2 separate regions of the Homo sapiens genome follow, and region 1 is linked to region 2. A link is an interaction called in ENCODE POLR2A ChIA-PET data of the cell type or tissue named here. Cell type or tissue: PC-9. All regions are shown on one strand. Each heading gives the region's core, and the rest is flanking DNA. Links, peaks and the distances in the headings are about the cores only. Region 1 holds the start of LOC107985154 (a long non-coding RNA gene). Region 2 has its middle 21 kb from the start of TUBB6.

Region 1 (15,578 bases), core at 4,625-12,624, 53 kb after region 2:
ATTACAGGCGTCCACCACCACGCCCAGCTAACTTTTTGTATTTTAAGTAGAGATGGGGTTTCACCATGTTGGCCAGGCTAGTCTCAAACTCAGCCCCTCAAAGTACTGGGATTACAGGGATAAGCCACTGCACCTGGCCAGACTTATTTCTTGAGATAACTCCTTACTCTGAAATTTAATCTATTTGTAGTTTGCAATAAATGTTATGTTTTTAAAGATATAAAATTATGAAAGTTTTGTCTTTTCAGTTTTTAAAAATTTTATTATAAAATGCTTCAAATAGGTACAAAAGTGGAAAGAATGGATAATCCCCATGTAACCACTATCAACAGTGATCAATTTAGAAACATTCTTGTTTCAGCTCTCTAGATTATTTTTAAGAAAATCCCAGATGTCATATCATTTTATCCATATATATATATATATTTTTTGTCTATATCTCTAAAAGATTAGGATTGTTTAGAAAACCAGAATACTATAATGCTCTGATTTTAAAAATATATTGTCTGCATATACGTAAGGGAAAAAAGCTTTAGGATTCATTCTTAGGCCATTTTTAATTCTCAATTTGCTTATACACACACACACACACACACCATAGTTGTGGGTGATCACTTACATTTCAATAATTTAATCCAATATATAAAAAATATATATTATATATAACATATACTATATAACATATAATATATTATATACTATAATATATTATATATTATATAAATATATTATATAAATTATATATAATATAAAATATATTAATAATATATAAAAATATATAATCTATTATATAATAGATTATAATCTATTATATAACTATTATATAATAGATTATAATCTATTATATAACTATTATATAATAGATTATATATATAATATATATAATATATAATAATCTAATATATATAATAATAGATAATATAATAAATAATATATATAATAATCTAATATATAATCTATTATATAAATATATGATATATAATTATATAAATATATAGATTATATATTATAAATATAGATTATATATAATATATAAATATATATTATATATTATAAATATATAATATATAAAATTATATATATAATATATAATTATATATATATATTTTTTCCCCCTGAAACAGGGTCTCACTTGTCACCCAGGCTGGAATGCAGTGACGTGATCACAGCTCACTGTAGCCTCTAGCCTCAACTTCCTGGGCTCAGGTGATCCTCCCATCTCAGCCTCCAAGTAGCTGGGACTACAGATGCACACCACCATGCCGGGCTAATTTTTTATATTTTTAGTACAAACAGGGTTTCACCATGTTGCCCAGGCTAGTCTCGAATTCCTGGGCTCAAGTGATCCACCCACCTCAGCCTCCCAAAGTGCTGGGATTATAGACATGTGCCACAGTTCTTGGCCAAAATATTATTTCAACATGTGACGACACAAAACATGATTGAGGTTTTTTTACATTCCTTTCTTCATGCTGAATCTTCAGTAACCAGCATGCACTTGACATTTAACAGTTCTCGATTCACAGCGGCCACCAAGTGCTCGGCAGCCCTCCGCAGCTGCCTTACAGGGCCACACAGGCTCAGGGAGAGGGGAACGACCAGGGCTCTGCAGGCAGGACACCTGGGTCAGACCCTGGCTGTGCTGCTTACCCACTGTATGACCCTAAGCAAAGCTACCTGACCTCTCTCTGTTAACAGCTTCTTCACCTGAAACTGATGTAAGAGGTCACTAATGTTAGCCACCTCATGAGGTCACAGGGTTTTCAGAAAGGAACCCTCAGGCAGTGCCTGGTACACAGGTGTTGGGTGAATGCTGGCAAGCCCTCAGGTACACACTCCCTGCCCTCGCAGAGTCTGGAAGGCAATGGTTTCAGGAGCACAGGCCCTAGCCCCTCTCTTCTCCATAGCCTCCCTACCTCCTGGCTGGCTCTGCAGTATTCTGCACGTGGCTCATTCTCTCTGATGGACCAGAAAGTACTTCAAAACTGTCCAGTGTTTCAAGAGCCTCACCATGCTAACCCAATTCTCCTTTCAATAAACAGACCTTAGTTGTGCAGCGTGAGTCGTGTGAGTACAGACACTGAGACTGTGGATGGGTGGGAGAACTGGGGAGATTCTCACATCACTGCAGACCTCCTCAGTGCCTCACAGAGGGCTCATCTGGACTGGGCTCTTCTGCATTCCTGTCTTTCACAGCTCAACACCTGGCTATCTGGCAGCCCTGACCTCTGTTCATATTCTGATTGCAAATGCGCCTTGCTCAAATCCTCTTGGGTGTTGAGACCAAACCGTTTATCACTCCCTTTCCTCCCCCTGCCCAGGGATGCCTTGGAGTCATTCTTGGGCTTTCTTCTCTTTTGTTCTCTATGAAGTCTTGGTTTTACAGCTCTGCCTTTGCCTTTTTATTTTCATGGCCACCCCTGCAGGCACCACCTGAGGAGTGCTGAGATGCCCCCACTGCTTCCAAGCTGGTCTGGTCTGTGTTCCTGTTCCAATCCAGCTGGCATGCTGCCACCACACTCTCCTGAAATGATCTTTTCATCATTTCTGCTCAAGATTCTTTAAGGACTCCTTTAAGAACTACTACAAAATAAGGAGGCTGGGTTAGATCATTTTTAAGATCACTTCTACTTCTAAAGCTGTGTGCCTCAACTTTCTACCTAGCTCTGGAGGGCCTGGGACTTATGAAAGGAAAATAAAATCTCGGGACCCTAAACGCATTATGCCAAGGGGAAAAGTTAAGCTTGGAAACTGAGTTGCACAAGAGCTGCCTTCCTATTGTTCCTAAAGAGATGGCTGCAAAGACAGAAACCATTTATCTCCCCAGGTGGCCTCCCTCACTCATTGCTCACAAGGAGATTCCTTGTGGGCCCTAAAACCTTTACCCTGAAACAAAGTTCTGCTGGATCTCACCCTGACAATGTAAGTTAACAGCTTATCTCACAGGAATGGACAAAGACCAGACCAGAAATCATCCCTCTGCCAACCTGAGACAAATGTGTATTTGACTCTTTCTTCTACTCTATGTTTACTTTATTGCATGTAAAATGAGGATTTACTGAACAAGAGATGCATGCGTAACTGACATCCCTCTACTCCTCCTTTCACATGTCACATGTGGATTCAATGGGCAAAAATCAAGAATGCGACCACTCACCTTCACCACCTACCCTCCCCTTTTCTCCCTTCCTCCTTCCCTTCCTGCCACTCTTTCCCCTTTAAATATTCAAGCCCTCGAAGCTCTCTCTGGAAAAAGCAGGGACCACAGATCCCCTGTAACTGGTGTTTCTTTTTCCCTGGGTACATCCTCAACCTTGACGAAACAAACCTCTAAGCTGACAGAGATCTGTCTCAGCCACTCTTGGGTCTACAGGGTCCACCACCTGCAAGTGCAGCAGGCTCAGGGCTGCCCCCGGGCTCCACGCCGCACACTCTTCCTTCCCCTTCCTTCAGCTCTATGACCTGCTCATCCTTCTGGGTACCTCGGCCCTATCTCCTGCAGAGCCGTCCTGGACCACTCTGCCCATGCTGGCCTTTTCTTCCTCAGAGCCCTGCTGCATGCTTTCCAGTGTTTTGGGGATGCTGGTGCTCACTCATTTCACTGCACACTTTTGTGCACCGACAGCATGGATTCTTCTGAAGTCTAACATAGGGGTTATAGTCGGCTTCTTGAAGACTTGCTGATTGAACAGCATAATCTTAGTGAAGCTGCCTTTGCAAAATTATAACAGCAAGAGAAATTTGGCATGGCTGACTCCATCTTGCTTCTAGCCTCACACACTGTCCTCACTTGTTCCCGGGTGTGGGCCAAGCTAGCTTCGGGAGGAATTTATAGTTTAAATGATAATAGCACTTCCCCAAAACTAAACTACCCTTGTAAAACTAATGAAAGGCCACCAAATTAGGAGGATAAGAGGAGACTGCATTCTACTAAGATGTAGGCATGGTTAAATAATTACCAGCCATTATTATGGAGGTCAGATTTGCAACTTCCCCAATTACTCCTACAGATAACATCTACTGTAAAACTTAGGCTTGGCCTTTTGCGATAGCTTTTCAGCTTTTTGCATTTCTGACAACCAATGGCTCCACCTGGACTTACCAACTGGTCCTGTGGCCCCACTCAGAAACTGACTCAGCACAGGAGGATAGCTTCCATGCCCTATGATTTCACCTCTGCCCCAACCAACCAGCCAGCATTCCTCACTCCCTGGCCCTTACCTGCCAAACTATCCTTGAAAAACCCTGGTCTCCAAGGAGACCGATTTGAGTAATAATAAAACTCCAGGCTGCCATTCAGCCAGCTCTGCATGAATTAAGCTCTTTCTCTACTGCAATTCCCCTGTCTTGAGAAACTGGCTGTACCTGGGCAGCAGGCAAAATAAATCTATTAGGCAGTTGTGTCAATCCCTTATAAAAGGCTTTTACATTTGTGTTTTTCTCATTACAGTATAGAATATTCAAAGTTTTTTTTAATTCTAATTTTTTTCACATGGACTCTGGAAAATTAAGAAGTTACCAAATGCAAGAAATCCACTGAGTTCAGAAAGGGTCCCTTCCTTTTGTAGGTGCTATCAAATGAGGTACAACAACGACAAACACAATGCTTTCTTGTGGAAGTTCATGAGCAAGCCACAAGCAAGGTAACTTTCACGTACCAATTTCCTACTTAGCAGTTTGGCTGCTTCTTTTACTTGCCCTTTCATCTTTCACTACCTATTTATTTTAGAGGTGAAACACAATGGTAAACCAGGCAATCATGCTTCTCATTAGGAGTACTGTGAACTATCTGGTGAGGGAGAGTCCTGATTTGTTTACTTTGTGGTTACTGACAGACTTCATTAATCATTCAGTCACATTCCTAAGAGCCACAGGAGCCGGGACAGTGTCAACTTCTGCTCACCACATTGCAACCCCCGCTTGAAGACAGAGCAGACAACGAAACATCAGAACGAACGGACCCATGGGTGAGCCAGAGAGAGGGAATTCTGCAGTCTACACACCAACCAAAACAGTCTATCTATCACTTCAATCTTTTTTTTGCAAAACTGTAAAGAATTATTCCCACAACTGGCACCTACCTTCTCCACGTCAGCTTTCTTTTCTGTGAGAAGAGCTACTGTTCTTTTATAAGCATCATTAATAAGTATTCGTACTTCATCATCTATCAATCTTGCAGTGGCTTCACTGTAAGGTTTCTCCAATACCATGTCCCCCTGACGTGGGAGGTCAAAGGAGATTTGCCCAACCTTTTCATTCATGCCAAACTGAACAATCTGAAAAATACATAATTAGTGGTGATTACATATGATTGTTCTTTAACCAGACAAAATCTACACAGCAGCCTGGAGCCGGCTAAAGTGCACAAAGGTGCTCTGTGTAGCCAGCAGCAGCAGCAGCAGCAGCACAGTGCTTTAAACTCATGACTAGAAACACAGAGCCAGAAGCCCAGGCATAACACCTACAACAAAGTTAGGACGCAAATCCCAACTGTATGATATTATTACCTGATTTCTCTCTTTTTTTTTTAGACAGAGTCTTGGTCTGTTGCCCAGGCTATAGTGCAGTGGCACCATCTTGGCTCACTGCAACCTCCACATCCCGAGTTCAAGCGATTCTCGAGCCTCAGCCTCCCAAGCAGCTGGGATTATAGGCACCTGCCACCACTCCCGGCTAATTTTTGTATTTTTAATAGAGACGGGTTTTTGTCATGTTGGCCAGGCTGGTCTTGAACTCCTGACCTCAGGTGATCTGCCCGCTTCGGCCTCCCAAAGTGCTGGGATTACGGGCATGAGCCCAGCCACTACCTGGTTTCTTTTTGTTTTTGTTTTGAGACAGGGTCTTGTTCTGTCGCCCAGGCTGGAATGCAGTGCATGATCATAGCTCACTGCAGCTTTGACCTTCTGGGCTCAAATTATCCTCCCACTTCAGCTTCCCAAAGTGCTGGGATTACAGGTATGAGCCACCGTGCCCAGCCTGATATTACTATCTGCACAAGAGAAAGTAGAGAAGCAGCAAGAAGCATCTGATAGACCTGAAGAAACAAGAACCCCCAGCTGCCAACAGGTTCTTCCCAGAAGGATGGCATGCCACTCACGCTGAGAACATGTGAGACCAGAAGGGCAACTGCATTTCCCCGTTCACTGAGTCCATGGGGCCCAGGGAACAGTCTGAAGAAGCTGATCCAGTCTGGACCCATGAGCCCCCAAAACTAACCAGCACCACAAAGGAGGAGGCTTCTGCAAGTAAGACCCAAACTCACTGGAAAAAAGAGAAGGCCCAGATAAGAGTGGGGATCAAACAGCCAGGGATGCTTGGAAGGTAGGAAACCACATTCCTAACATTTCATGAATACAGTCAGAAAAGCTCCTAGACCTCCTCCCACCTAAGAGAGCAGCAGAACAAATTTCATGTAAAAATAGGCAATAGAAAAATCCCTTATAAAGTTATTATAAGAAAAAAATAAGCTGAATAGTTTCTCCAGAGATAAGAAAAGTGGGATGAAAAGACGTGTCAATATTAAGAGGAAATCCGTATCTTCTTATTTCAAAACAGGCTAAAAGAAATCAGGGAAATGACATATGATATGAAAGATCTACTTAAATCAGAACTAGAAAAGCTTCAATGAGGTGCTAGAGAAAAAATACATATCAAAGCCACCACGCCCAGCCTGAAATAAACTTTAAATACTGTACTAAAAAAAGGTTTCTCGGGGCCGGGCACGGTGGCTCACGCCTGTAATCCCAGCACTTTGGCAGGCCAAGGCGGGCGGATCACCAGGTCAGGAGACAAGACCATCCTGGCTAACACAGTGAAATGCCTGCCTCTACTAAAGATACAAAAAATTAGCCAGGAGTGGTGGCGGGCACTACTTGGGAGGCTGAGGCAGGAGAATGGCGTGAACCTGGCAGGCGGAGCTTGCAGTGTGCCCAGATGGCGCCACTGCACTCCAGCCTGGGCGACCGAGACTCTGTCTCAAAAAAAAAAAAAAAAAAAAAAAAAAGGTTTCTCAGCCAAGCACAGCGGCTCATGCCTGTAATCCCAGTGCTTTGAGAGGCCGAGGCGGGCGGATCACCTGAGGTCAGGAGTTCAAGACCAGCCTGACCAACATGGAGAAACCCCGTCTCTACTAAAAATACAAAACTAGCCAGGCGTGGTGGCACATGAATGTAATCCCAGCTACTCAAGAGGCTGAGGCAGGAGAATTGCTTGAACCCAGGAGGCAGAGGTTGTGGTGAGCCGAGATCGCACCATTGCACTCCAGCCTGGGCAACAAGAGCAAAACTCCAGATCAAAAAAAAAAAAAAACAAAAAAGCTGGGCGCAGTGGCTCACGCCTGTAATCCCAGCACTTTGGGAGGCTGGAGGATCACAAGGTCAGGAGATAAGACCATCCTGGCTAACACGGTGAAACCCTGTCTCTACTAAAAATACAAAAAAATCAGCCAGGCGTGGTGGTGGGCGCCTGTAACCCCAGCTCCTCAGGAGACTGAGGCAGAAGAATGGTGTGAACCTGGGAGGCAGAGCTTGCAGTGAGCCGAGATTGCACCACTGCACTCCAGCCTGGGCAAGAGTGCGAGGCTCAGTCTCAAAAAAAAAAAAAAAAAAAAAATTAGCCACATGTGGTGGCGCATGCCTGTAATCCCAGCTACTCAGGAGGCTGAGGCAGGACAATCACTTGAACCCAGGAGGCAGAGGTTGCAGTGAGCCAAGATAGAGCCACTGCACTCCAGCCTGGGCAACAGAGGGAGACTGTGTCTCAAAAAAATAAAGTTTCTCTTCATAAGTTTTAATTGCTTTACTTCTTTTAAGAGATAATCCTTGCCTAAAAAGCCTAAAACAGTGAAGCACAACTATATTGTTTCAGAGCCATTCATAGAATGTCAATTTCTCGTGCAAATATGAATACATGAGGAGGAAATGCACTCTTTCATATACTCACTTGGGCATATGCACTCTGAGTTACTTTTCTCAAGTCATCTTGAGCACCAGTTGTAATTCTTCCAAAGAAGATTTCTTCAGAGACTCGACCACCTAAAGTCATACACATCCTATCCAAGAGCTGCTCTTTGGTATAGAGGTATTGTTCTTTTGGTAAATACTGAGCATAACCTAGTCCTTTGCCACGTGGGATGATGGATACCTGGTAAGTAGAAAACAGTGTTGAAGATCCTACTACAGATGAAGACTTGATCAAAACATCTGTGTATAAACAGATAAACTCATTGACTAAAAATAAGCACAACAGCCGCACAGTTCATCAGCCTTAGTGGGATGTGATCTAGCAGTGACTGCTCAGGAGGAGTATTTTCTCTCAGGATAAGTTCACCTTAGAGTGTTTTTTTTCTTGAGATTGAGATTGAGTCCTGCTCTGTCACCCAGGCTGGAGTGCAGTGGCACGATCTCAACTCACTGCAACCTCCACCTCCCGGGTTCAAGTGATTCTCCTGCCTCAGCCTCCTGAGTAGCTCGGATTATAAGCGCCCACCACCAGGCCTGGCTAATTTTTTATTTTTAGTAAAGAAGGGGTTTCACCATGTTGGTCAGGCTGGTCTCGAACGCCTGAGCTCGTGATCCTCCTGCCTCAGCCTCCCAAACTGCTGGGATTACAGGCGTGAGCTACCACGTCCAGCTTCACCTTAGAATTCTAAATGGCTTTTCTTTTTTTTTTTTTTTTTAAGTAAAAACAGGGTCTCACTTTGCTGCTCGGGATGGTCTTAAACTCCTGACTACAAGCAATTCCCCCACCTTGGCCTCCCAAAGTGCTAGGATTACAGGCATGCGCCACCACACCCAGCAAATTTCTTGTCTTTTTGTAAAACTCAATTGAAAGTATTCCATCTTGACATTCTGACAGTTCTGATGTTGTGCAAGCATGCAGGCTTCATTCAACTCTGCTGTCGGACGTGGCCACACCCTCCTTTGAAGGAAGAGGGGTACAGCAGGCCAAGATGCTCGGCAGCCTTTCCTTTCCAGTCCTCTTTTGCAATTAAGTAAATTCCTTTAATTTTTAAAAAATTCAGTTTATTGAGAGATGACATATATGGTAAAATGCACCCATCTGAAGTGTAGAGTTCAATGAGTTTTGACAAACATAACATCAAGCCACAATGAAGATACAGAATATTCTCATCATGCCCAGAAAGTTCCCTTGTACCCACTGGTAGGGAGTCTTTCCCTCCACACCCAACCCCAGGCAACCACAGACATGCCTTCTGTCCCTATGGATTAGTTTAGCTTCTAGAATTGCAAATAAATGAAATTGTATGGCACATACTTCATTGTTTGGCCTCTTTCCCTGTTTTTGAGATCCATAGATACTGCTGTATGTATTAATAATCATTCATTTTTACTGCTGTGTGGCACTCCACTGCTACAAACATACCAAATATCCATTTCATTCTTGATGGAAGTCAGGGTTATTTTCAGTTTATTGATATTATACATAAAGTAGTAACAGTCCTTGCATGGACATAGGTTTTTATTTCTCTTGGGGAAATAAAAGTTGAATTGTTTGGTCACATGGAAGTGTTCGTCTACCTTAATAAGAAACTGCCAAACTGTTTTCCAAAACAATGGTACCATTTTACATTCCCTATTTTTGTTTTTGGCAGAGCTTCATTCTGTCCCCCAGGCTGGAGTGCAGTGGCACGACTGCTGCTTACTGTAGCCTCCGCCTCTTGGGTTCAAGTGATCCTCCCCATCTCCAGTGATTCTCCTGCCTCAGTCTCCTGAGTAGCTGGGATTATAGGCGTTCACCATCATGTCTGGCTAATTTTTCTATTTTTAGTAGAGACAGGTTTCGCCACGTTAGCCAGGCTGGTCTCAAACTCCTAACCTCAAGTGATCCGCCTGCCTCGGCGTCCCAAAGTGCTGGGATTACAGGCATGAGCCACTGTACCCGGCCCCATTTTACATTCCTATCAATAACGTGTGAGCGTTTCAACTGCTCCATATCCTTATCAACAATGAAGACTGTCTCTTCTTCATTTTAACCATTCTAGCAAGTATGTTCAGGTAGCTCATGGGTGAATTTGCATGTCCCTGATAAATAATGATACCCTGTGTGTGCTTAATGCCCACTCATATACCTTCTGGGAAATGCATGTTTAAATCTTTCGCCCATTGTTTTACTGGGTTGTTTTCTTATTATTGAGTTCTAAGAGTTCTTTACAGGTTCTAGAAATAAGTCCTTTGTCCTGTATATGTACTGCATGTATTTTTGGAGGGCGTGGCTTGCCTTTTTATTTTCTTAACTGTCTTTCAAAGAAAGAGAGTTTGAAATTTTGATGAGATCCCACCTATCAACGTTTTCTTTTGTGGCTCATGCTTTTTGTGTCCCAAGAAATTTTTGCATGGTCAAGGCCACAGAGATTTTTCCCTGTATTTTCTCCTAGAAGTTTGATGGTTTTAGTTCTTATGACCTGTTTCAAATAATTTTTTGCATATGATGCAAGGGTTAACGTTCACCATTTTTCCTGTGAATACTCTGTTGCCAGAACCACCTGTAGATAAGACAATTCCTCCCCCTTGAATTATCCTGGTACCTCTGTGAACCAAAAGTTTGTGGTTCACTTTCCGGGCTCCATTCCACCCCACTGGCCTGCGTGCCAGTCCTCTTACCAGCACTACACTCTCATCACTGTAGCTGCACAGTCTTAATACTGGGATGAGTAACTTACTGTTTTGGCTACTCTTACTCATTTGTATTTCCATATCGGTTTTAGATTCAGCTTCTCAATTTCCACAAAAAAAAAAAATCTGCTATAATTACCAGAGATTGCACTGAAATTATCAATTAGTTTTGGGAGAACTGATGTAACACTCCATGAGCAAAGTCCACCTCTATTTTTATTTAGGGCTTGTTATCAATGTGCATGTCCTACAAATATTTTCTTAAATTTATTCCTCCATATTTCGAGTTTTTAGATGCTACTGAAATTGCTAATGAAATTGAATTTTTAAAATTTCATTTTCCAATTGTTTATTGCTAATACACAGAAATACAATTGGTCTTTGTATACTGACCTTGAATTCTTCAACCTTGCTAACTTTACTTATTAGTTCTAGTGGGTTCTCTGTGGGTTCCTTAGGATGTTTTATGGACACTCTAATGTTGTCTTCTCTATGGTTCCCTTGCTTCAGGGGACCCCCACACCCCTGGCCCGCCTCAATTCCCAGCAGCCCTGATACCCATCGCAAGGCAGGGAGGCAGCTGCTTTCTGTCATCTGTGCTGCAGCAGTTCGGGAAATGCCTCAGTTGAAAAGCAAAAAACTTAAAAATCTCACATGGTTCCCCCGTCTTTCAGGGGTAGATTTCTCTTTGGTCTCTGCTTACCCTTTTGCCAGGTTCTCTGGGATTGCCACTGTGCATGTGTAGTTTAGTTGTCGGCCTGAGATTTGGGCAGTTCCTGCTCAGATTCGGGCCTCACCACTTGGTAGTTTTCTTGCTTCTGGGATTTTCCTGTTAAATTTCCAGTATTCTTTAAGTCCTGGACTATCTCCTCTACCACCTCAGGATAATAAAGACTATGTCTCATACCACTGTAGTGTGGAGATTATGAAAAACCCTTTGGCAAGAAAGCCACAGGCTCCCAGTTCAAACCCACTGCAACTGCTGCTTTATAGGAGCAAACTCTCCAGCTCTCGCCTGCTTTTGGACACTCTGTGGTCCCTTTAAATAATTTTCTGTCCAAATTTTATATTTATCTATGGGACGGTTTGTGCAACTATGGTTACCAGAAGTTACCAGAAGTTTTGGCTAAAGCCTTGTTTCTTTCTCCTTTGCAGGAGTGTAGCTTGCTTCTTGAGTGACTGCAGCGAGCATCTGCTCACCCATGCACTGGCTGCCTAGTGCAGCTACCCTGCTTCACCTTTAAAAGCGGGTCTGCGTGCTCCAGATACCAGCCGGCAACCGCATGGCCTGCTTCGTGGTATGCCACAGTCTTCTTCTCCTCAGGCTGCAGAACCTGCGTTTTCTTCTCTAAGCCTAACAAAATAACAACAAAAAAACCCAAGCCATTGTTACAGTGACACTGACATTAAAAGACAGTTATACAGTGCTATACATTGCCTTACCTAAAATGGGGTTTGGAGACTGAGCTGCCTATCACAATCCAAAAATTCCTAATCAAGGCCAGGCGCAGTGGCTCATGCCTGTAATCCCAGCACTTTGGGAGGCTGAGGTGGTCCAATCACTTGAGGTGAGGAGTTCGAGACCAGCCTGGCCAACATGGTGAAACCCCGTCTCTACTAAAAATACAAAATTAGCCAGGCGTCGTGGTGAGCGCCTGTACTCCCAGCTGCTAGGGAGGCTGGGGCAGGAGAATCACTTGAACCCAGGAGGCGGAGGTTGCAGTGAACTGAGATCATGCCGCTGCACTCCAGCCTGGGCTACAGAGTAAGAATCCGTCTCAAAAAAAAAAAAAATTAAATTAAGTTAAAAATTTTTTTAAAAAATTAAATAGAATTCCCAATCAAGGTCAGAATAAAAGCAAAAGGTCAGGTTCAAAATACAACTACAGCAAAAATGCACTCACTCCCCCATCCCCAGGCCTGCTTTCACCCTAACTCTCTCACTTTTAAGCCACACACCCTGTGTTTTGGGAAACAAATAGAAATGTAAAATAAAATTCAGCATTAAGGTCATTTTAAAACACGCAAAATTACAGAAACCAAAACTCTGGAAAGGTCCTCATTGCATAGTCTAGGTATTCAGAATTATCAAATACTGGGCACGCGAAGATGGCTGCCATAAGACACTACCTGCTGTCTGTTCTGCTGGAAGGCAGAAGAGAGTCTGAGAAAGCAGGCAGCCAGTTCAACACCCGGAGCTACCTAGGTGGAGCCAGCCAGGCTGATGCTGGCGCACCCTCACCTAACCAGCCGGCCCTATGGCTCAGAGCAAGCCACAGAAGTGGCAGAGCAGACCCAGAGGGCAAACCCCAGCGACACAGGGCCCACAAGACCCGTGCTGCAGCCTGCGTCCACCACAGTGCTGACCGGACTCTAGTCTGAGCGTGATTCTTCTCTGGCCTGGATCAACGTGGGCTCTGCCCCTCACTCCATACCTCTGTGCTGTAAAAACTAACTGCGCCATTTGTACTAAAACAAATCATCACACAGTGGCAAAAGTAGTTTTGCCATGTTCATGGTAATCCACCTGAGAATTTCTCAGCTGATGTTAAGGAGACTGGAAGACAAAAACAAAAGCTGTGTTCCCAATGACACAACCCAAGACAAGCATATGCCACAGGGCGGGAAGTTACAAAACAGGAGTTAAGTCTGTCTGCCGATGAACACTTCTGGCTTACCTGTAAAAGCAAAGAAGCCTTCTTTCCCCACAGTTCACCTTAGGAGTCATTCATTTTCTCAGTGCCTATCTCACTACACAACACTGCCTGCGGGGCCCAGCAGCTGCCTCAGAGCAAAACCTGCGGCTGCGTGGCTGCCCGCTCTGCCCTGCCCTCTCTGATCACTTCTCCTTAACCTAAAAAAAAGGCATAAATACACAGTTTTCACCTGTCTCTACAGTGAATTATTATATTTTGCTTCATTCCATTCACAACTCTTACCATCTGAGGTTTACCTTTTCAATAACAAATTTATAGAATAAAAGGGCTGGTGATTCATTCATTCAACAATTCATTGTTTACTGGGCACCTATCCCCGGCAAACCACATTGCTCTACCAGCCTCTATGTCCTCACTGGAAGCCCCACTCGTCTGGTTTTGTACCCTCTACTCAGATGAACTGTCAAAAGTCACCCTAACACGCTCACTGCCAAATCCAAAGTTCCTCTTCCTCCTCCACATCCCTGTGCCTCGCCCTACTGCCAGCGCCTCATTTCCTGTCCCCTCCAGCCTACAGGTCCCTGTTACTGGCACATCTTCCTCGCTTGTCTGCTGATGCACCTTCAGTGCTTGTGGTACACCATGAGCACGGGTGACCTTGCTGACTCACCTTTCTCTCCTCTTACCAAATGTGAGCACTGGGTAACATTTCCTCTGCAACTCCCTCTCTCCCAGGAGGGTGGCTCCAAGTGTCCCCAACCGCCCATCTCACTCCACCTGGCACACCCTGGGACCACCACTGCCTGTTCCCAAGTCACACACGCATACCCCTGCCCCGGCTCACATGCAGGACAGCTCATTCTCTACGAGCCAGCTGCCTCTGCAAGCGCCCCACACTCCTGCGGTCTCTCAGTCTGTCCTCATTTTTTTTACGGCTGTCACTGGTGCTCCCCCCTGATAAGCTGTGGGCTCATGGTGCTCACAGTGATGACTGCAAGGTTCTCTGCCTCCATCCAGAGGCTTCCCTACTCTTCAAAGCCAGATTCATTCTCCTAAAATACCATCGATCATTATGTTACTCAGTGGCTCACGCCTGTAATCCGAACACTTTGGGAGGCCGAGGCAGGCAGATCACCTGAGGTCAGGAGTTCGAGATCAGCCTGGCCAACATGGTGAAACCCCATCTCTACTAAAAATACAAAAATTAGCCAGGCGTGGTGGCACGCACCTGTAATCCCAGCTGTTTGGGAGGCTGAGGGAGGAGAATTGCTTGAACTCGGAAGGTGGAGGTTGCAGTGAGCCAAGATCAAGCCACTGCACTTCAGCCTGGGGGAGAGGGCAAGACTCCATCTCAAAAAAAAAAAAAAAAAAAAAAAAGGAGTTAGAGACCAGCCTGGCCAACGTGGTGAAACCCCATCTCTACTAAAAGTACAAAAATTAGCCGGGCATGGTGGCAGGTGCCTGTAATAGCAGCTACTCGGAAAGCTGTTTATTTGAACCCTGGAGGTGGAGGTTGCAGTGAGCCGAGATTGTGCCACTGCACCCCAGCCTGGGTGACAGAATGAGACTCTGTCTCAAAAAACAAAAAAACAAAACAAAACAACAACAACAAAAAACCCACCTTAATTCAACACTGGCCATAGGACAAAATTTTAAAAGTCTTTGAGCTTAACATTCAAGACTTTCCAAAACTGACCAGTTTACTCTCCCTCAACACAGGGTAGACTGCCTCAAGTCCATCTGCCAGGCCACTTCCACGTCACACCCCAGTTTCATCCTGAGCCTGGGGCACACCCCTCCTCTTCCGTGGAACTCTGCCTGGTGCAGGGCTTCCCCTTCCTTTGAATGCCCAAGTTCTTGAATTGCTACTTGCCTTTAGGGATTAAATCAGAAGCCCTATGGAATGCTAAGAAAACGCACTGTGTGCGCTCCCCCTATGCTGACTGAGGAAGCACTTCCAGCTCTACGCCTGTTACAGTTATTTTATTTTATTTATTATTATTATTTTTTTTTTTTTTGAGACAGAGACTTACTCTGCTGCCCAGGCTGGAATGCAGTGGCACGATCTCGGCTCACCATAACCTCTGCCTCCCGGGTTCAAGCGATTCTCCTGCCTCAGCCTCCCAAGTAGCTGAGACTTCAAGTACGAGCCACCATGCCTGGCTAATCTTTGTATTTTTAGTAGAGATGGGGTTTCACTATGTTAGCCAGGCTGGTCTCAAACTCCTGACCTTGTGATCTGCCTGCCTCGGCCTCCCAAAGTGCTGGGATTACAGGCGTGAGCCAC
Region 2 (15,578 bases), core at 4,788-12,787:
GGGGAAGGGACGGGCTGGCCTTCTCCCCATGGGAAAGGGGAGGACATTCAGAAGGACCTCTTGGCATTTGGGAGCTTCTGAAGGAGCTGCGGCCACCGCCGCCCTGTCTCCTGTGCCCATGATTCACGGAGTGGCCCGGGACAGAGCAGCCTCTTCGCAGAACCCTCAGGGAGGCTCCAGGCCTCAGGGAGGAGGCAGCAAAGGTTGGTTTTGCTATTGTCAAAGTCTTCAGTGGGCCCTTGGCCAGGAGACTGGTGGAATTGAAACCCACTCCCTTAGGGGAAGGGTCCCAGCAGGCGTGGCTGTCTTGTCTCTGGTTCGGATTAGGTGACAGGCACTCCAAATGTGACACTTTCTCGTTCTCATCTTAGTTTCTCTATCATCTGCATTTAGCCCGCTAGCTCAGACCAGGATGTGCCCCATGCAGGTGAGGGTGGGTGGGGAGAGCCAAGGCACTCCAGCGGGCTCAGGGCCTGGACCCTGTGAGGCCTGGATGCCGCCTCCACCTAAGCCTTCAGCTGAACCCCCAGGGTGGCGTGTGTGTCCCTTCAGGGGCTGAGTGTTCGTCTGTGTGTCTTTGATGGGGCCAAGCAGAAGAGCTCGAATTGGAAATTATTCACTTCTAGAATCACAATTCAGAAAAAAAGAAATGGTTCCCATGAGCCCAGGTTTCATGCTCCTGCAGTCACTACATGGACCTGGACGTCACTCCTATGACCTCTTTTTCAGGCGCACAAACACAGGTAGCTGCCATGAGCATCCCACGCGCATGCGTCCTGGTGTGTTTCTGCCACATGATCCGTAGGCTAGATTCAAGGAGCACTTTCTGCCAGCAGCAGGGAACAGAGTGCAGGCCTGGGATGAACTGAGGACATCAGAATGAAATGCTCTAAGAGCCATGATCTCATGGCCAGAGACAGACTCTGGCTAAAATCACCTGTAGTGACCAGACTTCACAGCCCAAACCACTGTCTTCATCCATAAAATCAGGATCCAATCGACTTGGTCCAGGAACTCCATTCCCAGACAGATTTTCTTGGCCCAGATTTTAAAAATGTAAACACGGTCCCTCTTCCAGCCAGCACTTTTCAGCTGGCCAGCCACAGCTTGCCCTTCTCCTGCACCCCAAGGAAACTGTCACCACCCGCCAGGTCAGGAGCCCAGCTCAAAGCCATGGCGTAGGCCTCTTCAGGACTAGGATTCTAAAACGGGGGTCCATTTCCCCAAAGGGAAGTTCTCCTTTCTCCTCATGTGATGAGGTGGGGGCGGCTCATCAAGCCACATGTGGGGGTGGGCCTCCACCCAGGATGGCACTGTCCCCACACAGGGTCTCCTGGCTCCCACTCCCTCCTGTGTTATAAATTGTAGGGAAAGAAAACTGTGGCCAGCACCTTTCTCTACCATCACCTCCACGGGGACAGCTATTCCTTGCTAGAATTACCAGGCCCCCTCCAGCAGCAGAGGCCATGGGGCTACCTGCCTGCCCTCCAGCTCTGACAGCCAGCTCTCAAGTCCCAGTGGGCCAGGAGGAGAGCTCTGTCTTCCCCAAGATTTTATTGTATTGTGGCAAAATCAACATAACTTTTTTTTTTTCTTTTGAGATGGAGTTTCGCTCTTATTGCCTAGGCTGGAGTACAATGGTGTGGTCTCGACTCACTGCAAACTCCGCCTCCTGGGTTCAAGCGATTCTCCTGCCTCAGCCTCCTGAATAGCTGGGATTACAGGTGCGTGCCACCACACCCAGGTAATTTTTGTATTTTTGGGGTTTCACCACATTGGCCAGGCTAGTCTTGAACTCCTGACCTCAGGTGATGCACCCACCTTGGCCTCCCAAAGTGCTGGGATTACAGGTGTGAGCCACCATGCCTGGCCAACATAACATTTTTTTAAATGTATCTTCCACCTCAGCCTCCCAAGTAGTTGACACTATAGGTGCACACCACCACACCCAGCTCATCATCTTTTTTTTTTTTTTTTAGATTTTTTTTTTGTTGTTAGCAACAGGATCTTACTATGTTGCCCAGGCTGCTCTCCAACTCCTGGGTGCAAGTGATCCTCTCACCTCAGCCTCCCAGAGGACTGGGATTATGGGCATGAGCTATTGCTTTTAAAATCTGATGATCAGTGCAGTGCCTTTTATTCTGAGCCTCCACTCCACTGAGTGGTCTCCCCCACTTCATGCCCCAGGGGCTCATGTGCCAAGGCAGTGGGGGACACACTCCGACTATGGGGAGTTGTGTCCCACCCAGGCCTCCCCTGAGATGCCCACTGGCTATGACTGTCGGAGGCCAGTCTGTGAAGGTCACTGCGGCAACTCCCCCAGCCCACCTGCAAGAAGGCTTCAGGCCACCACTGCTGGGAGCCAGGTTCTCCCTGCCACTCCAAGGCCAGGCCAGGGTACCAGGACCCCTGTGATATTGTGATATAATAAAAAATACGTTTTTGGCCTCTGCCCCCATTCCTGACATAGATCTCCTAAAATCTGTAATCTCCTGAGTGATTGGAATGGCTGACAGAATTCCTAAATCCTTTGGAATTTCCTGGGTTATGGGGGCATCTTTTCTTTTTTTTTTCAAGACAGCATCTTGCTCTGTCACCCAGGCTGGAGTGTAGTGGTGTGATCACAGCTCACTGCAGCTTCCTGGGCTCAAGTGATCCTCCCACCTCAGTCTCCTAGGTAGCTGGGACTACAGCTGCACACCACCATGCCTGGCTAATCATTTTTATTTTTTGTAGAGATGAGGTCTCCTTATGTTGTCCAGGCTGATCTCAAATTCTTGGGCTCAAGCGATCCACTTGCTTTGGCCTCCAGAAGGGCTGGGATGACAGGCATGAGCCCCCGCGCCTGGCCAGGAGCATCATTTTAGGAGACTCTTGGTGGGCTCCTGCATGGCCTCAGGATAGGGGCTGGTTGCCAGGGAACCAGCCCTGTGATTAAAGGGTCAGGACTTTCAGCCACATCCCCCAACCTCTGGGGAAGGGAGAGGAGCTGAAGTTTGAATCAATCACCAGTGGCCAATGAGGTAATCAATTGTGCCTATGTAATGAAGGCTCCAGAAAAATCCCCAAGCTACAGGGCTCAAAGAGCTTCCAGAGAGTGAACACGTACAGGCTCTGAGATCGTGGTGTCCAGGGAGACCACGGAAGCTCCATGCCCTGCCCCACATGCCTTCCCCATGAGTGTCTTCATCTGTGTCCTTTGTAATATCCTTCATAATAAAAGGCTAAACATACAGAAAGGATTTCCCTGAGTTCTGTGAGCTACCCTAGCAAATTAACCACCCCCAAGCCGGGGATCAGGGGAACTGAGATTTGTCACAGCTTGGGGCTTGCAATGGGCGTGAAAAGTGAGGGCAGCCTTGAGGACTGAGCTCTCAGCCCGTGGTGTTTGATGCTGTCTCCAAGAGGACTGTGTCAGAGTTGAATTGAATGAGAGGACACTCAGCTGGTGTCTGCTGGAGAACGGGTTGTCTGTGGAGAGAAATCCCCACGCATTTCGGTGCCCTAAGGTGAAATACTCTGTATTGAGAGTGAAAGCAGAGAGAAAAAGCAGTGTTTTTTCCACAGCCCCCCACGCACCCAGCCATTGTGATGTTACTGCTCGTGATGGTGACTTTACGTGTCCACTTGGCCAGGCCACGGCACCCAGTTTCTGGTGAAACACCAATCCCGATGTTGCTGTGAAAGATATTTTTGAAGATGAGACTAACATTTAAAGCTGTGGACTTTACGTAAAGCACATGCCCTCCAGGTTGCCCATTAGGGAGTGGCCTCATCCAGTCCATTGAAGGCCTTCAGAGAAAAAACTGACATCCCCTTAGAGAAAGAATTCTGCCCGCAGACAGCCCTGCGGGTGGCGCTGCGACATCAGCTCTTCCGGGGCTCCAGCCTGCAGCCTCCCTGCAGATTTCAGACTTCCCAGCCCGCACAGTCACACAACTGTACACACAGCTCATGGGAATGACATGTGGGAAGACAACTAAGGCAGGATCACTTTCAAGCCATATACCAACACCTGCCTCATTGGTATGTGGTTAGACCTCAAACTTACAAAGGCTGGGCACAGTGACTCACACCTGTAATCCCAGTACTTTGGGAGGCTGAGGCAGGAGGATCACTTGAGCCCAGGAGGTTGAGGCTGCAGTAAGTTATGACTGCACCACTGTACTCCAGCCTGGGTGACAGAGTAAGACTCTATCTCTTTTTTTTTTTTAAAAAAAAAAAAAAGAAAGAAAACCATGCAATCTGCAGAGTCCTAATGAGGAAAAAGGAGTCAGGTTGGTGGCACCAGGTGAAAACAAAGAGATAAAGCAGATGAGCAATGGGTCTGGCTTCCTCCATGGTCCAGGACAGATAAACAAAGAGAGGAAACAGACATGCTGTGGGTCTGTTTTTCTTTATGGTCCAGGACATGTGGCCCTCCTGAGCAGATAACGTACAGAGCTCACAAGCTTCCTGCTTATCAACAAACACCTTAATTTATCAAACACCTAGGCTGATAGAAAAATGGAAGTTAGTTATCAGTCAGCTCAAGTTCCATTCTATAAACTCCCCAGCCAGCCTTGGTCTCCTGGCAGGCAGCTCCTCTTCTGCTGATTCTGCCCACTGCAACCTTGCAACACATTTTCCTACTTTCTCTAATAAATCTGCCTTTCTTTACCTACAACTGTCTTGGTAAATTCTTTTACCCCTGCGCCACCGGCCCAGTGAGTCTCCGCTACCTGCCACACAAACACAATAAAAACCTGAAAGGTTTGACTCACTCCTATACCTAACAGAAGAATTAACAGTAATGCTTTGACTTATTCCTTTACCTAATTCACCAGGATTTACTCCAAATGATATTTTACTTTAGGAAAAAAATCATCTCTCTCCTCAAAGGATAAAATGTGCCAGGGTTGGGAGCTGAGTCTCAGATGTTATGAAGGTGCACAGAAACCCTTCTCCCCAAGATCCCCGTGCTGTTCACCATCCTTGGCTTGAACACTGAGATATGGCAGCCCTTGCAACAGGAGCTCGTTCAACTTGTGCAGTTTTGTCTGTCTTAGGGTGTGTTTTATTTTTTTAAGGTAAAGTCTTGCTTTGTTGCCCAGGTTGGAGTGCAGTGGCATGATCAGAGCTCACTGCAGTCTTGACCTCCCAGGCTCAACAGATTCTCCCACCTCAGCCTCCCAAGTAGCTGGGACTACAGGTCCACCATGGCCAGCTAACTCTGGGGAGGTTTCAGACAAATATCTGGGTCCCTAAAACTTCTACCCACAGGTTATAGTTCTGTCCTCTTGAGTTATTTTTTTTTAATCCCTCCTGTCCAGCTTCCCTACCGCAGGGCAGTGCCTTTGTGCTTGATCCAGCATTTCCCCAAAAGGACCCCACCCCACTTCCTCCACAAGCCAACATGTAGAGTCCTCTCAAGTCCACAAACTGGGCTCTCCAATGCTCTGCCCTGAACCTGCCCCAATCCTGCAGGGTGTATTTCTTTCATTAGCTTCTTTTATTTCCCTGCAGTCTCTGTCAGTGTGAAGCAGAAATGTTAAATGACAATACAATCTTTCAACAAGACCACGACAAATGGAAGGAGCCCCCTTCAGAGTGACCACTCCAGGGGGCTCAGGGAGGCAGCCCGGGTGCAGCTGTTGAACAGGGGATGTTAGAATGGGTTCCACCTGGGGGGTCCCCCAGGGAGGCAGGGCTGGCCTTGGGGCAAGCCTGATGGTCCCTTTGTGACCAGCCTTGGGATCTCTCTGAAAGCCACCTCTAAGATCCTGGGGATGTAGAGAAGAAGACAAACCCACCTGGTCCTCCTCCCCTCCGGGACTGGGAGAGACCATATCCACAGGTGCCTCCTCGGGCGTGCTGGGTCAGCCAGGCCTCTGGAGTGCCTGGGTTATGGGGGTTATCATCTTATTCAATTACCACTGGAGAGCCTGAAGTCTACGCAGGAAGCTGAGATGGGAGGATCACTTGAGGCCAGGAGTTCAAGACCAGCCTGGGCAACATAGAGAGACCCTTGACTCTCAAAAAATATATATATAAAGTGTTGTATAATGCAACAAAATATGTAAACCTGGAATCGCATCAGATTTTTTACTCCATAAACTTTTTATTTGCTCCCAGATATCTCTTAAGTGGCATGAAGAATCTACTGATGTGTCTGGCAAGCTGGGAGCTAGAGTAAGACTAGCTGGGCCTCAACAGGCAGGCTGCAGAGCCAAAGCTGAAAAGGCAAATTGGTTATTTTCTTTTATTTTCTTTTTCTTTTTCTTTTTTTTTTTTTTTTTGACAGAGTCTCACTCTGTCACCCAGGCTGGAGTGCAGAGGCACAATCTTGGCTCACTGCAACCTCCACCTCCCAGGTTCAAGCAATTCTCCTGCCTCAGCCTCCCAAGTAGCTGGGACTATAGGCATGCGCCACCACACCTGGCTAATTTTTTTGTATTTTTAGTAGAGATGGGGTTTCACTGTGTTGGCCAGGCTGGTCTCAAACTTCTGACCTCAGGTGATCCATCTGCCTCAGCCTCCCAGAGTGCTGGGATTACAGGTGTGAATCACTGCACCTGCCAAATTGTCTATTTCAAGCTTTGCATATTCACTCTAATTTTTAAATGGGGCCGGACGTGGTGGCAAGCACTTGTAGTCTCAGCTACTAGGGAAGCTGAAGTGGGAGGATCACTTGAGCCCAGGAGATGGAGGCCAGCCTAGGCAACATAGCAAAACCCCCATCTCTAAATAAAAATAAAAATAAAGAGCTTGGAGCCTGGATGGGGCTGGGCATATAGCAAGCACAGATGCTTGGGAAGTACACCCTTTAATTTTCACACTAAGGAGAAAGAAAGGGCTAAGAGTAGTTCAATACAGTATCTTCAAAAGGTTTGACCATTTATTTGCCCATTTTTTCCTGAAAAGAGTGAATGAAAACATTTACTATAACTCAGATACTAATACACCTTTTTGTTTCTTTTCTTTAAGAAACAGGCACAGTTGTTAAGATCTGTTTCAGATGAAGTTGGGTGATGGATACATGGGCTTTCATTAGTCTCTGATTTGGGTATGTTTTTAATGTTCTATAATGAAAAGGGTTTTATTGATTGATTTCTTTTCTTTTCTTTTTTTTTTTTTTTTGAGACAGAGTCTCGCTCTATCCCCCAGGCTGGAGTGCAGTGGTATGGAGTACAGGGGCGTGATCTCGGCTCACTGCAACCTCCGCCTCCCGGGTTCAAGCGATTCTCATGCCTCAGCCTCCCAAGTAGCTGGGATTACAGGCACCTGCCACCAGGCCTGGTTAATTTTTGTATTTTTAGTAGAGATGGGGTTTCACCATGTTGGCCAGGCTGATCTCAAACTCCTGACTTCAGGTGATTCACCCACCTCGGCCTCCTGAAGTGCTGGGATTACAGGCAGGAGCAACCGCGCCCGGCCAATTGATTGATTTTTTTTAAATGCTTCCTCCCTCCCAGGGAACTGTGAATGAAGCTCTTCTTTTAAATGTATATATTTCAGAGATGGGGATCTCACTGTGATGCCCAGGCTGGTCTTGAACTCCTGGCCTCAGCTGGTCTTGAACTCCTGGCCTCAAGTAATCCTCCTACCTCGGCCTCCCAAAGTGCTAGATGACAGGCATGATCCCGGCCAAGCCCTTCCTTTAACCACAGCTCTGGAGACTGTCACTTGGACGACCAGGGCTGCCAGGGTTTCCGGAGGGCACGGCCTCCTGACTGCTCAGGGCTTCCTCAAGGTGAGCTCAAGACCCGCAGGGCTTCCCTATGGCAAGCCGTCGAGGCTTTCTTTGGATGCAGGTGGCCGCAGAGCGCTCATGCGGCGTCGGTGCTGGCAGCCAGGTGAGCTGCGCCAGCTCAGCCCGAATGAGCGGTGTCAGGCTATGCACCGTGCTCCCGCCCGCCCTGCGCCCAGACCTCCGCCTGCCCTGGAGGTGAAGGACGCGGGCTCCCCACGCTCCCCCGAGTGATGGTGCAGAGGCGTACTCCCTCTCGGGGTCCCCACTCCACATTCCGGCGTCCTCGGAACAGCCGGCACAGGCAGGGCGGGCGTCAGCTGTCCGGTCGCACCTCCCTGCAGGGGCATTCCTTGGCCTGCTGCTGCCTGCCAGGCTGACCCAGGCGCAGGCGCTCAGGTAAAGGCAGTGGCCAGCCCAAGCTGCCGACCCAGCCGCTCCTCCCAGCAGAGGCCAGGTGAGGAGGCGAGGATGGTGGGGGTCGCCCAGGGAGAAAAATCTCATCCGACAAGGAAAGCCTGGTGACCCCCTGTCTGCCTGGGCAGAACTCCCCTCCCAGGAATGAGCTTTGGACAACGTGGTTCCTCCCGTTGAATCAGGTTCTGACCGAGTCCGCTGCAGCTGCAGGCGGGGGCGCCCTGCCGAGCAGATACCCAGCGGAGCTCCGGGGCCCCGTTTCTACTGTAAGCAGCTGGGGGCCAAATGTGCGCCCGGGCACGTCTCTTGGCCTCTCCCAGACTCGGCACCCTCATCTGTAAGAACGTGAACGATGTCCGCCCTGGACAGGACTGCGGTCGCGAGAGGTGCCCGGGCCAGGCAAGGGACACAGCGCGGATCTGCTGGTTTCCCCCTTGATTCCATGCGTGGGCGTGAAGCGTATTCTTGGGAGTCAGGCACAAATGTGACTTAGTAAGGAAGGGTGAGCGTTGCTGGGATGGGTGGGGAAAAATGTTTTCTGCATCACGGGGCCAGCTGGAGCGGGGAGTGGCCACCGCAGGATTCCTGGGTGCAGCTGAGACAGCTGGGGCGGGGCGTGCTGGGCTCACACTGAGTTCAACTCTCCAAATAGCCCTCGCGCCACTGTCCAGAACAGACGATAAGAATTTCACAGGACTTTCGTCTGGAAGTTTGCGGTTGACAATGCGTTTTTACCTACATGATCACAGTAACTTTCCCAGCAAGGCTGTTAGCTAAAGAAGGTGCCCTCCCCGCCCTGGAGCCTGAGAGAGGACGAGCTGCAGCCTTGTCCAAGAGAAAGGCCCGGGGGACCCAGCCATCCACCTCCCTGCCCACCACCACCCTTCCTTCCAAGGAGCACGCAAGACCAAGCCTAGGACTCGCTACAAAGCTCGGTTCCTAACTAGACCGGCGGGGACTGACTAGGAATGGAATCCAGGCAAACACCTGGCCGATCATAATCAGGTGCAAACCATTCTGATTCTATTTTTTAATGCCATTCTAATTTATAATATGTTAAACTCTGAGAAAAGCCTAGAGAGAGCCACTTTGCTAAGGCGTGCATTATTCAATTTTTCCTTATTCCAGTCATAATATTCTGGGTCCTCCTCTCATAATATTCTGGGTGCCTCCTGCAAGGCAAGCTTTCTGCCGTCCTAGTCTCTCCATTCACAATCACTCGCTTAGGGCATTGGCATAGAAAGTAACACACTGAGTCTTATGCACAACACGCAGGAGGTGTCCTCTTTAACCTTCAGGAATGTGTATTCTAGTGCCGGAGGTGGGACTTCTGAATGTGAAAGGCGGGATCCTCTGCTGGGACAGGGCTTGGTGAGTGCAGAGGCTGCGGTGGGTACAGACAGGAGGCGGTCGCTCAGCTCTCACAGAGCTGGCCTGGTGATATCCTGCCCACCTGGAATCTGGGACCTGAAAAAGAGCACATTGGCTCATCCTAGCCTGGAGGTGCAGACAGTGCAGATTAAGTTGATTCAAACCAATCCACAGGGGTAAAAATACCTCAAAAAAAGAATGAACCTTCCACTTGTGCTTTTAACTGAGAAAGTGCAGCACAGCTTTAGATATCTTTGCTGGCAGCTGTTCATTATGCAACAGTTCAGCTGGTGGCAGGAAAGGCAGGAAGAAAGATGAGCATATCCAAAAGATCCAGAGATGGGGAAGGGGCTGGAAGGAGGGGAGGGAAGTGGGCGAGGGTTTTGTTTTTGGTTTTTTTTTGTTGTTTTTTTTTGTTTTTGTTTTTGTGTTTTTTGAGACAAGAGTTTTGCTCTGTCGCCCAGGCTGGAGTGCAGTGGTGTGATCTTGGCTCACTGCAAGCTCCGCCTCCTGGGTTCACACCATTCTCCTGTCTCAGCCTCCCAAGTAGCTGGGACTACAGGCACCTGCCACCATGCCTGGCTAATTTTTTGCATTTTTAGTAGAGACGGGGTTTCACCATGTTAGCCAGGATGGTCTCGATCTCCTGACTTCGTGATCCATCCGTCTTGGCCTCCCAAAGTGCTGGAATTACAGGCGTGAGCCACTGCACCCAGCCAGGCGAGGGTTTTTTCAGAGGTGAAGGGCAGAAGTCCCAGAGGTGGATGGGCACGAGAGCAGGGTCCAAGCAGAGGACAGAGGTGGAAGTCTGGGACCAAGGATGGAGGTAGCAGCTGTGGGGAGAGCAGGAAACAAGAAGTGCGGGCTGCAGGGAGAGACTCCAGGTCCTGGGAGGGCTCGTCTGGAGTACCTAGGCAGGGTCTGAAGCCTAGGGGAACAAAGTTCTGTGACTAGAGCCAAAGGTCAAGGTTCTGAGTGGGGTCCACTGAAATTATGGCTTTTCCATGAATGCCATCACAAAGCAAAGAGGAAGATAACTAATCAACAGATGCAAGTTCTGACTTATAAAATCTGTGTCACACAAAGCTGTATCCTGGCCTGCATGCACACACTTTCTGGACTCACCACAGGCATGGTCCTGGAAACCACTGGCCTGCAAGGCAAGAGAAGGCAGAAGTCACCAGGGTGCCCCTGGGAAATCCTGTTTCCCAGAACCTGTGCCAGTTCAGCTGTGTTGCACAAAGTCTGCCCCTGCCCCCTGCAGGGTTGCATCAGGGCCCCTCTGCCCTGCAGACTGGAGCACGGGTGCCCTCACTGTTGGCTGTTGAGCCTCCCAGCCCTGGTGGAAGGCAGGCTGCCATTCCTTGCTAGGCACCTTCCACACCCTGCCCTCTTGCCCTCACCAGCAGCTTCCCGCATTCATTCTCAGCACTTCCATCCTCAGTATGGACAGGAAGAAAATGTGCCAATCCATGTAATAGTAAGAATGATGGCAGTCACTATTTGTTCCTGGAACAATTTTATAAATTATTATAATAATATTGGCTGGATGCCGTGACTCCCGGCTGTAATCCCAGCACTCTGGCCAAGGTGAAAGGATCACTTGATCCCAGGAGTTTGAGACCAGCCTGGGCAACATAGTGAGACCCTGCCTTTTATTATATTTAAAAATTAAATATACAAAAGAAAAATAGGCCAGGCGCTGTGGCTCACACCTCTAATCCCAGCACTTTGGGAGGCCGAGGCAGGTGGATCATCTGAGGTCAGGAGTTCAAGACCAGCCTGACCAACATGACAAAACCCTGTCTCTACTAAAAATATAAAAATTAGCCGGGTGTGGTGGCTGGTGCCTGTAATCCCAGCTACTCGGGAGGCTGAGGCAGGAGAATCACCTGAACCTGGGAGGTAGAGGTTGCAGTGAACCAAGATTGTACCACTGCACTCCAGCCTGGGTGACAAGAGTGAGACTCTGTCTCAAAAAAAAAAAAAGAAAAAGAAAAAAATATAGATAGATAGATAGATATAGTATCATATGATTATATAAGTTACAATAATTATTATGATTATTTTTGTCTGTTTCAGATGTTACTAAATATTCATAAGGATTACAATCAGCACCTAGCACAGTGTCTGGGACATGGCAAGTGCTCAATATTTATGGAAGAAAAGAGTGAATAAATCAAGAAATCGTCATTAAACACCAAAATTGTGTTTAACAGAACCAAACAGCGCCACGCACTTGTGACCCTGACCTGAAGCTTCTGGTCGAGAAGGCCCTTGAACTCCCAGGCCCTCCCTGTAAGCAGGTTGGGCAGTGCAGAGGGCACAGGGCACAGGGCGGAGCCACAGGGAAAGATGAGCAGGGTGCTACCCACAGGAAGGTGCCCTCCCGATCCCCCCACAGCCTCTGCCCCCTGTAAACACAGTGGCCTGTCTTCTCTGGGCCTCTTCCCTTTTCTCTGCATCCTGCCCTCTATTTTCTTCTCACTAACACAGAATGGAACATTTATTTTGTTTGTTACATGATCTTGGTAAATACTTGTTTGATTGTAAATAAAAGGTGAATGAGTATATCCTTCTCTATCCCAAAAATCCCACACAAAACAACAACCTTCCAAATCAAATAATCACTTAGATCAATATTTTACTTAATGTGACCTTTACTTTTAATAGCCCAGTGGCCCTCAACAAAACAGTTTCAGAACTGTCTCCTACAGCTTCAGGACTATTGGTGCAGGTATGTGGTGTGCATGCCGCCAAACATGTGACATGCCTGCCGCGTGCAGGACAGCAACAGGACGAGACTTACACACAGCACACAGCTACCCGACAGCCCCATACGGTTACAGTTACATCCCCCAGGTTCCCGTGTGGCAGAGCCCAAGTTAAGCCACAGAGCTGTGAGACGCGCTCATCCCAGCCACCCCTCTATTAGCAGGAGGGTTCTGTGCTCTGACAACCGCAAGGGCTAGACACTACGGAGTCACATTGAAGGGGACGGAGAATACTGCAAATGAAACCGTCAAGACAGTCCCTGGAAGAAGGGTGTGAGCAATACGGCCTGCAGAGCATAGAGCTGTATCTGTGTTATCTTTGGTTACTCTTCAGTGTTCTCCAATGTTTGTGAAGCTTGTCTATTACTCCCCTTCCCCCTTTACAAAATCGCACCACTGTACTCCATCCTGGGCGACAGAGCGAGACTCTGCCTCTAAAAAAAAAAAAAAAAAATTGTGGTTAAGGACCGGGCATGGTGGCTCACGTCTGTAATCCCAGCACTTTGGGACACCGAGGCGGGCGGATCACGAGGTCAGGAGTTTGACACCATGCATGGTGGCATGCACCTATAATCCCAGCTACTCAGGAGGCTGAGGCAAGAGAATGGCTTGAACCCAGGAGATGGAGGTTGTAGTGAGCTGAGATCGCGCTGCTGCACTCCAGCCTGGGCAACAGAGTGAGACTCTGACTCAAAAAAAAAAAAAAAAAAAATTCTGGTTAAAAAAACATATCAGGCCGGGCGCGGTGGCTCACACCTGTAATCCCAGCACTTTGGGAGGCCGAGGCGGGTGGATCACAAGGTCAGGAGTTTGAGACCAGCCTGACCAACATGGTGAAACCCTGTCTCTACTAAAAATACAAAAATTAGTTGGGTATGGTGGTGCGTGCCTGTAATCCCAGCTACTCAGGAGGCTGAGGCAGGAGAATTACTTAAACTCAGGTGGTGGAGGTTGCAGTGAGCTGAGATGGTGCCATTGCACTCCAGCCCGGGCGACAGAGCGAGACTCCACCTCAAAAAAAAAAAAAAATCTCATGCCGGGCGCAGTGGCTCACACCTGTAATCCCAGCACTTTGGGAGGCCGAAGCAGGCAGATCACCTGAGGTCGGGAGTTTGAGACCAGCCTGACCAACATGGAGAAACCCTGTCTCTACTAAATATACAAAAAAAAAATTAGCCTGGCATGGTGGTGCATGCCTGTAATCCCAGCTACTTGGGAGGCTGAGGCAGGAGAATCGCTTGAACCCAGGAGGCAGAGGTTGTGGTGAGCCAAGATCACACCATTGCACTCCAGCCTGGGCAACAAGAGCAAAACTCCATCTCAAAAATAATAATTATATATAAAATTATATATAAAATATAATATATATTATTATATCATATATATCTCATATATCTCTATATCTCTCTCTCATAAAATTAACCATCTTACCCATTTTTACATGTATAGGTTAATAGCATTAAACATATTCACATAGTTGTGCAACCGATCTCCAAAATTTTTTCATCTTACAAGACTCATCTATTATCATCTATTACTTTTTTCCTTCTTTTTTTTTTTTCCTGAGACAGAGTCTCACTCTGACGCCCAGGCTGGAGTGCAGTGGTGCAATCTCAGCTCACTGAAACCTCCTCCTCCCAGGTTCAAACAATTCTCATGCCCCAGCTGCCCAAGAAGATGGGATGACCGGCACCCACCACCACGCCTGGCTAATCTTTGTATTTTTAGTAGAGACAGAGTTTCACCATGTTGACCAGGCTGGTCTCAAACTCCTGACCTCAGGTGATCTGCCTACCTCAGCCTCCCAAAGTGCTGGAACTACAAGCGTGAGCCACCATGCCCAACCTCATGAATTACTTTTTAATGGAAAGGTAATAAAAGAGTATTTTCAAACATGTAAGCCCCAAGAGCATTTTCAAACATGTGAGCCCCAAAGGTAATAAAAGAATATTTTCAAATATGTGAGCCCCAAGTAAGAGAGTTGTCCTGCTTCTGCTGCTTTCAAAAATCCCAGGGTGAGGGTGCCTTTCCTTACTTCCCCTGCCCCTACCCTGAGTCTCGGGTTGGGAGATTCCAGAGTTGGTTCTCACCTGGCTCCCCCTGCCCATCCTGGAGCTTCTCTCCCCTCCTCTCGGCTCCTGCTTCAGCCCCCAGCCCCTGCAAGCGTGTGTTCAAGACCAGGGGCCAGGCTGGGGTGGGTGGAGGATGAAGGTCCACGATCATGTTGGGGCATGTGACAAGAAGGCTCTGGGGCAGCCCAGGAGTTTGGGATCCTCACATGTGGCTTGATTCAACCCCCCGGTGTTGCAGAGGAAGACGCTGAGGCTCAGAGATCACACAGCTAGTTAGAGGTTCATCAGGGACTAACCCAAGGGTTCCATCACCTCACTCAGAGCCCGTCCTACTAAAACGCGCTGAAGGCAGAAGGGTCGCGCTCTGCAGGGAAAAGCACTCCATCACAGCTGTGAGTGGGATATGCCCCCCGTATGCTGAACTGCTGTACAACAAGACAACCAGCCTGTTAGCATGAGACAGGTGTCAGGTCACATGTGTTACAAACCGGACTTGCTGCGCTCAACTGTCTACACAAATATTTATTCTTCATCGTGTACTTCATGGATAGATGCTCACTACCATCTTAGAAGAGGTGAAATGGGGTGGTGAGATGTTGGTCAAAGGAAACATAATTTCAGTAATAGGAGGAATAAGTCGGTGAGAGCTATTACAACATGGTGACTGTGCTTAGTAACAGTGTATCGTGTTCCTGAAACTTGCTAAGAGAATAGAGTTTGAGTGTTCTCGTCACAAAAAAATAAGTATGTGAGGTAATGCATACATTAATAGCTCAATGCAAGGCCGGGTGCGATGGCTCACGCCTGTAATCCCAGCACTTTGGGAGGCTGAGGCAGGCGGATCACAAGGTCGGGAGATCAAGACCATCCTGGCTAACATGGTGAAACCCCGTCTCTACTAAAAATACAAAACATTAGCCAGGCGTGGTGACAGGCACCTGTAGTCCCAGCTACTCAGGAGGCTGAGGCAGGAGAATGGCATGGACCCGGGAGGCGGAGCTTGCAGTAAGCTGAGATCACACCACTACACTCCAGCCTGGGCAACAGAGTGAGACTCCGTCTCAAAAAAAAAAAAAAAAAGATAGCTCGATGGAGCCCTTCCACAATGTATACCTCTTTCCAGACATGTTGTACACAATAAACATACACAATTTTTGTCCATTAAAAATAAATAAATAAATGTTTTGTAAAAGAGGAAGTCAAATAAATTCCTTG

The links. Peaks named below come from ENCODE experiments on the same cell type or tissue, not always from the same donor. Only the 100,000 strongest peaks of a DNase experiment are listed, where the experiment ranks them.
Region 1: POLR2A ChIA-PET joins it to region 2 with 10 read pairs; 6 of 35 experiments call an interaction of 5 or more read pairs at or near these places.

The regions. Positions count from the first base shown.
Region 1 is chr18:12,332,260-12,347,837 of GRCh38, forward strand. It overlaps AFG3L2 (AFG3 like matrix AAA peptidase subunit 2), which reads right to left. Exons shown (of 17, transcript NM_006796.3): 14 at 11,873-11,988; 15 at 7,942-8,142; 16 at 5,082-5,276. LOC107985154 (a long non-coding RNA gene) reads left to right here and starts at 1,353. Exons shown (of 2, transcript XR_002958227.2): 1 at 1,353-4,643; 2 at 11,790-12,064. RefSeq lists enhancers at 1,937-2,792, 3,651-4,506. In PC-9, for the core only: no CTCF peak of the experiment used is centred there; a DNase peak (open chromatin) is centred at 4,802; H3K27ac peaks cover 264 bases.
Region 2 is chr18:12,279,504-12,295,081 of GRCh38, forward strand. No RefSeq gene overlaps it. Among named protein-coding and RNA genes, the nearest start is that of TUBB6, 21 kb to the right of the region's middle. RefSeq lists enhancers at 1-2,148, 7,525-8,520, 8,521-9,514, 9,765-10,528. In PC-9, for the core only: no CTCF peak of the experiment used is centred there; a DNase peak (open chromatin) is centred at 8,698; H3K4me3 peaks cover 1,459 bases; H3K27ac peaks cover 390 bases.